Regions from separate parts of the Homo sapiens genome. Here region 1 is linked to region 2. Evidence: chromatin loops called from intact Hi-C (ENCODE). Cell type or tissue: ovary. All regions are shown on one strand.

Evidence for each region. Hi-C counts contacts between places; a loop is a spot of excess contacts. Peaks named below come from ENCODE experiments on the same cell type or tissue, not always from the same donor. Only the 100,000 strongest peaks of a DNase experiment are listed, where the experiment ranks them.
Region 1: a loop joins it to region 2, with 6 times the contacts of the local background. A loop is called at or near these places in 32 of 110 quality-filtered maps.

Annotation. Positions count from the first base shown.
Region 1 is chr5:4,877,477-4,881,476 of GRCh38, reverse strand. No RefSeq gene overlaps it. Among named protein-coding and RNA genes, the nearest start is that of LINC02114, 110 kb to the right of the region's middle. RefSeq lists an enhancer at 1,650-1,719. In ovary, a CTCF peak has its summit at 1,603 (motif pointing left); a DNase peak (open chromatin) is centred at 1,586.
Region 2 is chr5:5,140,084-5,144,083 of GRCh38, reverse strand. It overlaps ADAMTS16 (ADAM metallopeptidase with thrombospondin type 1 motif 16), which reads right to left and starts at 3,754. Exons shown (of 23, transcript NM_139056.4): 1 at 3,545-3,754; 2 at 3,318-3,420. The coding sequence starts at 3,616. It overlaps ADAMTS16-AS1 (ADAMTS16 antisense RNA 1), which reads left to right. Exons shown (of 2, transcript NR_198969.1): 2 at 1,713-1,946. RefSeq lists an enhancer at 3,982-4,000. In ovary, a CTCF peak has its summit at 2,229 (motif pointing left); DNase peaks (open chromatin) are centred at 2,223, 3,470 and 3,763; H3K4me3 peaks cover 2,296 bases; H3K27ac peaks cover 633 bases.

The DNA of each region.
Region 1 (4,000 bases), 260 kb after region 2:
CTACCTGTAAAATGGGAGTGATCCTAATAAAACCTACTTCATAGAGTGACTCTGAGAATAAAATGTGAAAACACAAAGAAAGCGTTTAACATAGGGCCTGCCTGTGCTGTCGGCAGCCACAGAGGCTGCTGTCTCTGTGTGTGTAGTGGGTGAATGGTGTACTCCAACAATTCTTGTACACTGGGAACCTCGGAGCATTGCCTGACTTAGAAATATGGTCTTTGCAGATGGAATTAAGGTAAGAATTGAGATGAGATTATACTGGATGAGGGTGGGCCTAAATCCAATGAGAATATCCTCATAAGAGACAGATCTGGACACAGAGAGACACAGGAAAAAAGAGGAGAAGGCCAGGTCAGAAGGGAATGGAGGGATGCAGCCAGTTGCCGAATGCGTACAGGGATCAGAAGCCGGGAGAGGCAAGGCAATTGTCTCCTCCGGAGCCTTCAGAGGGAGCACGGCCCCATGGACACATTGATTTCAGAATTCTGCCCTCCAGCACTCCAGCCTTTCTGTTGCTTGGAGCTATCAATTTCATTTTAAGTTTTCAGGCAGCCCTGGGAACCTAGCAGAGCATAAGACAATATAAAGTACTTAGGGTGCAAAGCAAGGGCCGGGCACTCCCAGGAAAATTGTTCTAGAAAGCAGCGCTAGTCGGTGATCGTAACCCTTCATCCAACAAAGGTTTATTAAGTGCCCTCCCCCATGCCAGGCACCACTGTGTTAACGAATAAAACCAGCTGATGTATTGGCCTCGAGAGCGCCCGGCCTTGCACCCCAGTTGCCAAGCAGTTTGCACACCTCACTGATGCCGGAAGGGCATGGCCTGGAGGGTGGTCTGCTTCCTGGGCACAGGTCCTGGTTTCTGGAGTCAGCCCCGCAGGTGGGTGCTACATGAGTCGCAGCCCCTCTGACCTCAGCCGGCCCCTTGCGGGGGCACCCCTGGTGCACCTGCCACGGTCCCCCATGTGCTGGGCTGAGTCCTTCCCCTTCCTGTCTCTCACTCCCTCTGCCCCAAGGAGGTGCTCCTGCACTGGCACTTGCAGGCCTCAGATAAGAAGAGGAGGATGTCCCTGTGGGCTCCTGCGGGAGCTGCTGCTCCCGTCGGGGTTGTTGCCTCCTGTCCATGAGCCATCTCCACCCGCAGACGGGGATGGGCTGATGGTCGGGGCAGCTGCACACCCCGCCAGTGTCAGCACAAAAAGTACCAACGAGACTTCTAAAGGGTCCCGTGATTCTCCAAATACTTGATGAAAAGGCGTAATTTTTTTTTCTTCCAAAACCACAGCTGTCATTTTTGTTAAATGACAAGACGTCTTCATTCTTTACATCTGATAAAAACAAATAATGCTAAGGAAGAATTTACACTGAAGCATATCAGAACGGGAGACCGGACTTCGAGGACATTTCACAAACACCGGGACCGTGGGTTCATTGGACCTATGTTAGAGTTCTATCCCCTCGAAGTCTACACTCCCCAGCCCTGTCCATAAAAGAGGCCTCGACCTGGGAAGTGGACCAGGGCCTGTGTTTGTGGAGATTCCTGGCAACCCCACGTCTATTTCACAGCCATGGTCCTTGGCTGCCCTCTTCTGGTCGGGTCTGGAACAGCTTGGCTGAGAGGCCAATTTCCTGTCCCTCTGCATTGGGTGTTGGGTGTCTGAAAGCTAGCCTCCAAGTTAGGGTGAACAACTGTCCTGGTCTACCTGGGACCGAGTTGGGGACTTCCTGGGGTGCAGGACCTTCAGTACTAAAATCAGGCCAGTGTCAGACAGATTTAATTCATCCTTCTAGGATGAATAAATTCTTCCTAGGACCTCATGGGCCTACGTCAGAGGAGCAGGGGGCTTGGAAATGAGCCTCAGTGTAGTGCATTGCTGTGTGGCTGCTGCTGGGGATTGTCGGTGCACAGTCGACTTTCCTCTCTGCTGTTATCCTCTATTAGAAAGTGTTAGCATCCATGTTTTGTTTGCTCTGGGCCAGGGCTTTATATTGGTTCTTTAGGTTAATTTGAAGGACTCCTATTAGCAGGTGCTGTCCATAACCTGGACCCAGCCCACCTGCTTGAGCTCTGCATTCTAGGAGGCCAGGCTGGTACAGTCCATCCTCCCGATGCAGTGTTTGCTCCCCAGGGAGCTCACCCTCCCAGCCGGCCCTGTCACCCTCAGGAGGGCCCCAGCTGCAGCCCACTCCTCAGCCCAGGCGACAATCTGTCGATGTGTCGGCCTCGTGCAAGGTTACGTGTCCATTGAGCGCAGGACTGTGTGGCATCCTCATACCTGACGCAGTGACCATCTCAGGGAGAAGCCCAACCTCCCAGCCCGGTCACCACCCAAAGCCAAGAGCAGGCCACCTCAGTTGCACCAACCTCTTCTGTAATAGCAGAAGTGCAGCTGTGGCCCTGGCTCCAGCAGCCCCACCTGATTTTAGAGGTGGGGCAGCTTCCAGCTGCGGGGGCTGGTTCCCTGTCAGTGACTGGGTCCTGGGAGGCCTGGAGACTCAAGCTTCCCCTGACTGCAAGGAGCTTGGCCAGAGGCCCTCTCTCCCCGCCTGGTCTCCCAAGGACCTTGCCTGAGACTGCTGCGAGGGTGGCTTAGGCGGAGACACACCTGGGATGTGACAAACTGTGACTCCTTAGGGCCCCATCACGCCCAGGGCCAACCGGACCACTTCCCTTCAGAGTACAGAGGCTGAGCACCCCCACTTCCACCTGCTGTTTGCATGGGGCCACCTCTACCTGCCAGTTGTCATCCCTAGCCCATCAAGAAATATGCCACTGTCTAAATAAACAGGGCTGATTCTTGACCCTTTCTTTCAACCCTTGCCAGAAAAGGAAAAAAGAAGTTCACTTAATAATCATATTGAAACTTGAGATGGGATAAATCACTTTTCTAGCAATTCAAATTTTCAGTCGGTCAAAACGTGCGTGGTGCAGCACCTAGTTTATGTTTCACAGGCAACCCATCGCCTTTGGTTTGGAATCAATTGAGAGCTGATGGTTAAAACGAAAACAGGACTCCTCATGGCCAGCCAAGTTCCAGGGGTGGGGACCCTGGCACTTCCCCAGGGAGAAGTAGGAGATGGGGGAAAGGAAAATCACAGCAGGTCATTCTCTACTGAGTGGAGTGGAGACCAGGAGGGGGATTAACCTTTTCATCTGCTCGCCCAGTTGGCTGTGTGCATGCTTTTGAGGGTGAAAGCAAATGAAGGTCTACAGTCCTCCTGTTATCAGGTCTTTGTGAGAAGGAGCTCGGGGAAGCCCCGGGCTGAGAAAGGTTGGGTGGACGTTTCATTGCATAGAACAAGGTACCAGGAATGAAGCCAAAGGCTTTGTGGGTCGCCGGTTCTGATCCCCCATGGAGGACAGAAACCTCTTTAGCCAAGAATTCTTCATCGTGATGCTATAACAACCTGAAAGAAGCGTTTCCTGGGCATATTAATAGCATCAATAATTGCAGCAAGGCAGGGTGGGGGAGGGTTTCTGGCCATTTCTTCTAAAGTAAGACAATAATTTCAAAGCTTCTTTTTCAAATAGAACCTTTGTTATTAAAAAAGAAAAAGAGCCAGCAAATATTTACAAGTGTGAAGTTAAAAATTGAAAAAAAAAAAAGTACCCATCCCTGAATGTGAACCGCTGATCTTAGGTAAACAGGTCAAGGCTGTGGGCAGTTGCCGGGAGACTGGCCTCAGGCATCAGTCTCCGCCAGCTCCTCACAGCAGGGCACCCTGGAACCTGCACATGCACAGATATTCTAAAACAGAGCAAGAAAAAAAAGAACAAAAATTTCAGTCAGTTAATACAAACAGCAAACACAGCAAACTTCGACTAAGGGGAGACGGGAACCAATATTTATAAAAATGACTGGCTCCCAGGCAACGGCAGTTGCTAAAGGCCTACAGTTTTCCCATTCAAGTCCTAAACAAAATTACAAATTGTCAAAGTTACTTTTTATGGCAAGTAAAACAATTTTTAAAAAGCACAAGTTACAAATGGACACTA
Region 2 (4,000 bases):
TTTGTTACATAGGTATACATGTATCATGGTGGTTTGCTGCACCCATCAACCTGCCATCTACATTAGGTATTTCTAATGCTATCCCTCCCCTTGCCCCTCACCCCCCAACAAGCCCGGTGTGTGATGTTCCTTTCCCTGTGCCCATATGTTCTCAGTGTTCAACTCCCACTTACGAGTGAGAACATGCAGTGTTTGGTTTTCTGTTCCTGTGTTAGTTTGCTGAGAACGATGGTTTCCAGCTTCATCCATGTCCCTGCAAATGACATGAACTCATTCTTTTTTTATGGCTGCATAGAATTCCATGGTGTATATGTGCCACATTTTCTTTATCCAGTCTCTCATTGACGGGCATTTGGGTTGGTTCCAAGTCTTTGCTATTGTGAATAGTGCTTCACTAAACATATGTGTGCATGTGTCTTAATAGTAGAATGATTTATAATTCTCTGGGTATATACCCAGTAATGGGATTGCTGGGTCAAATGGTATTTCTTGTTCTAGATCCTTGAGGAATCGCCACACTGTCTTCCACAATGGTTGAACTAATTTACACTCCCACCAACTGTGTAAAAGTGTTCCTATTTCTCCACATCCTCTCCAGAATCTGTTGTTTTCTGACTTTTTAAAGATTGCCATTCTAAATGGCGTGAGATGGTATCTCGTTGTTGTTTTGATTTGCATTTCTCTAATGACCAATGATGATGAGGTTTTTTTCATATGTTTGTTGGCCGCATAAATGTCTTCTTTTGAAAATTGTCTGTTCATATACTTCACCCATTTTTTGATGGGGTTGTTTGTTTTTTTCTTCTAAATTTGTTTAAGTTTCTTGTAGATTCTGGATATTAGCCCATTGTCAGATGGATAGATTACAACAATTTTCTCTCATTCTCTAGGTTGCCTGTTCACTCTGATGATAGTTTCTTTTGCTGTGCAGAAGCTCTTTAGTTTAATTAGATCTTATTTGTCAGTTTTGGCTTTGTTGCAATTGCTTTTGGTTTTAGGTTTTAACATTTAAATAGTTAATCCACCTTGAGTTAGATTCTGTATAAGGTGTAAGGAAGGGTCCAGTTTCGGTTTTCTTCATATGGCTAGCCAGCTTTCCCAGCACCATTTATTAAATAGGGAATCCTTTCCCCATTGCTTGTTTTTGTCAGATGTGCCAAAGATCAGGTGGTTGTAGATGCGTGGTGTTATTTCTGAGGTCTCTGTTCTGTTCTATTGATCTATATATCTGTTTTGGTACCAGTACCATGCTTTTTTGGTTACTGTAGCCTTGTAGCATAGTTTGAAGTCAGGTAGGTAGTGTGTGACACCTCCAGCTTTGTTCTCTTTGCTATTTTGTAATTACTTCAGCCACCAAGAATGATTTGCAATAATAGTTTGAGTCATGCGCTACTTTAAACAAAATGTATGGCTACAATTAGTTATTTCAGAACCAACTTGTCTAATGGATACCTAGACAGGCAACAGTAAGTTGACCCCAGCAGTCACCAAGTGTCTTCTAGCTCTTCTGCTCCAGGTCAGAGGGAAACAGGCAACACTGTTGAGGAGGATCTTTTCTCTGGTGGCATAAAAGCTTGTTGTGGATGTCCAGACTCACACATTAGCCATTTATAATTAAGGAGCTAAAGTGCATAGAAGGTAGGGGAGGAGGGTGTGTGCTGTGTCCACTGGGCTAGAACTTCACTAAGAAGGGTTTGCCTCTTCCCCTTCAGGTTCTTACCAAGCCAGATAAGTGGTTGTCATGGAGACGATACGTTGTGACAACAACTGTGGTGCCAGGTGTTCAGAGCAGCACACTGGCACCCCACTCCCAGAGAGGATGCTGAAGCAGATTGAATCACTTTAGGAGAAAAGCACACTTAGGCACGAAGCCCTGGCTTTTCTTCTTCTTTCTTCTGTGTCTATAATGTGTTTTATCTTAAATAAAACTTCATAAATGCCATAAACTATTGTGGAAATCTCCTGAGTCCCTCTGGAATTTTCATGGTTTTAGGGAACTAGAATTTTTTTTTTTTTTTTTACAAAAATCTTACTTAAAAAGGTGAATTAGAATTAACCTTTAAAATTGTAAGAATTAACTTTTAGTATTGTAAGCAAAACCCTAAAAAGGACAAGGACAACCACAAGAGGATAGTCTGTAAATGGACAGATAATTAACTTTCTCTTGTAAATTCACTGTGACAATTTTTTTTAACATTTTATATCATTTGCACCTAGCGCCCCCTGGTGGTTCTCAAAAAGGTACTATGGTGAGCGTCAATCTGACACCGGTCACCTTATATACTATTTGTGTACTCATTTGGCAGGGAATAATTTCAAAAGTTAATGCATATATTAAGTGCTTGCCTTTATGTTATTTTATCAAATTGAAATAACTATACTGAGAAATTCTGAATTGTTAACTTTAATTTTCTAGATCTTCTGGAAATACATTGAGAGAATGAAACCTAGTTCTTCCTATAAAAGTCAATTAATATTAACATTTGATACGGCAATTTATTGTTGGTAACAATGCAAAATAATATTTATTAACTGTCATTGGATGGGTTCAGGTTAAAAAACCACCTAGCAACCAGTGCGACACACCTGCGTTCTCATTTACCTGATGCAGTATGAAGACACAGAGATCCCTTTCCATAAGACAGCAAATTTCCAAATGTCACTTGTAAGTGGCAGAAGTAAAAGCATGCATTGAAAAAGAATAAGACTTGCCCTCATGTCAAATTGTGGCCCAGGATATGAACGTTGCTGATGGTGTCACAATCAGCTGATTAGCCATTTCAGGCACTATTATGTTTGAAGTACGCCCTGATTGTTGGAGCATTAACTTTGGTATTGAGATGCTAAGCGCTTCTTTTATCTCCTTCACTGAGAATAAGCAACGATAGAGGAATATTTTAATCTATAAAGGAGGAGAAGGAGGAAAGGTTGGGGACGGGAAGGAGGATCCGAGGATGTAGAAGGGGACGGAAAAGAAAGTAATTTGCTCTTTATGACGGCTTTGATGCATACATTAATAGCTTTAGATTCTTCCTAAGCTCTTTAGAATAAAATAAAATGAACTTCCTCACCTTTTTCCTAATGTTATATCAATAACTCTGGCAAACCGTTTTGCCAGGGAATAAAATGTAAATATTGGTGGAAATCCACTCATCGGGGCTCGCTCATACAGTTAAAAAAAAAAAAAGTTCACAACAGCATCTTAAAAGTAGGGTTCCACAGAGTCGTGAACATTCACAGCACCTAATAAACCAGCGGCACGGAGATTACGAGCTGCTAAATGGCAAGGATTAGAAGCCCCCACCTCACGGACTTACCGCCCTTTTCCATCCAGCCCGGCCGCTCCGCGGGTGGAGGAGGACGCGGGACGCTCGGGCTCCCAGGCGCTGCCGCTGCGGGTCCCATGGCGCACGCAGGTGCCTGCGGAAAACAGCGGCGACATCGCGGTGAGACGGCGGGGTCCGCGGGAGAGGAGCCGCGGGGGACTCGCCTCCAGCTGTCCGGACCCGCGGTTTCCGCGCTGGTGGGAGCGCCCGGGACTCACCTGCTCGGCCACCTGCGCCAACAGCATCCACAGCGCCGCCAAGCCCCGCCATCCGCGCGCGCGGGGCTTCATCCAGGAGCGCTCCGAGGGGCTAGGGGCCACCGGAGGGTCCCCGGCCGGCAGCGTGCGAGCGGGCAGGGAGGACCCGACCCAGGCAGAGCGCGGGAGGATTCCCCACAGCGACTCCGCCGCCGCGCCGGGGTTATTACTGAAGCTCCGTGCGGCGCGGGGGGCGGAGTGGCAGCCGCGGCGGCGGGGGCGGCGGGAGCGGTGGGAGAGCGCGGGGCGGGCAGGGGAGAGAGGAGGGGAGGAGGTGAGGGCGGGGGGGTCAGAGGACCGAGGAGGGGAGAGTGCAGGGACAAAGAGCAGAGGGGAGGAGGCGAGGTCAGCGGGGCGCTGAGGCGGAGGCGAGCGGGGAGCAGAGGGAAGGCGGGAGACAGCGGGCAGCGCCAGAGG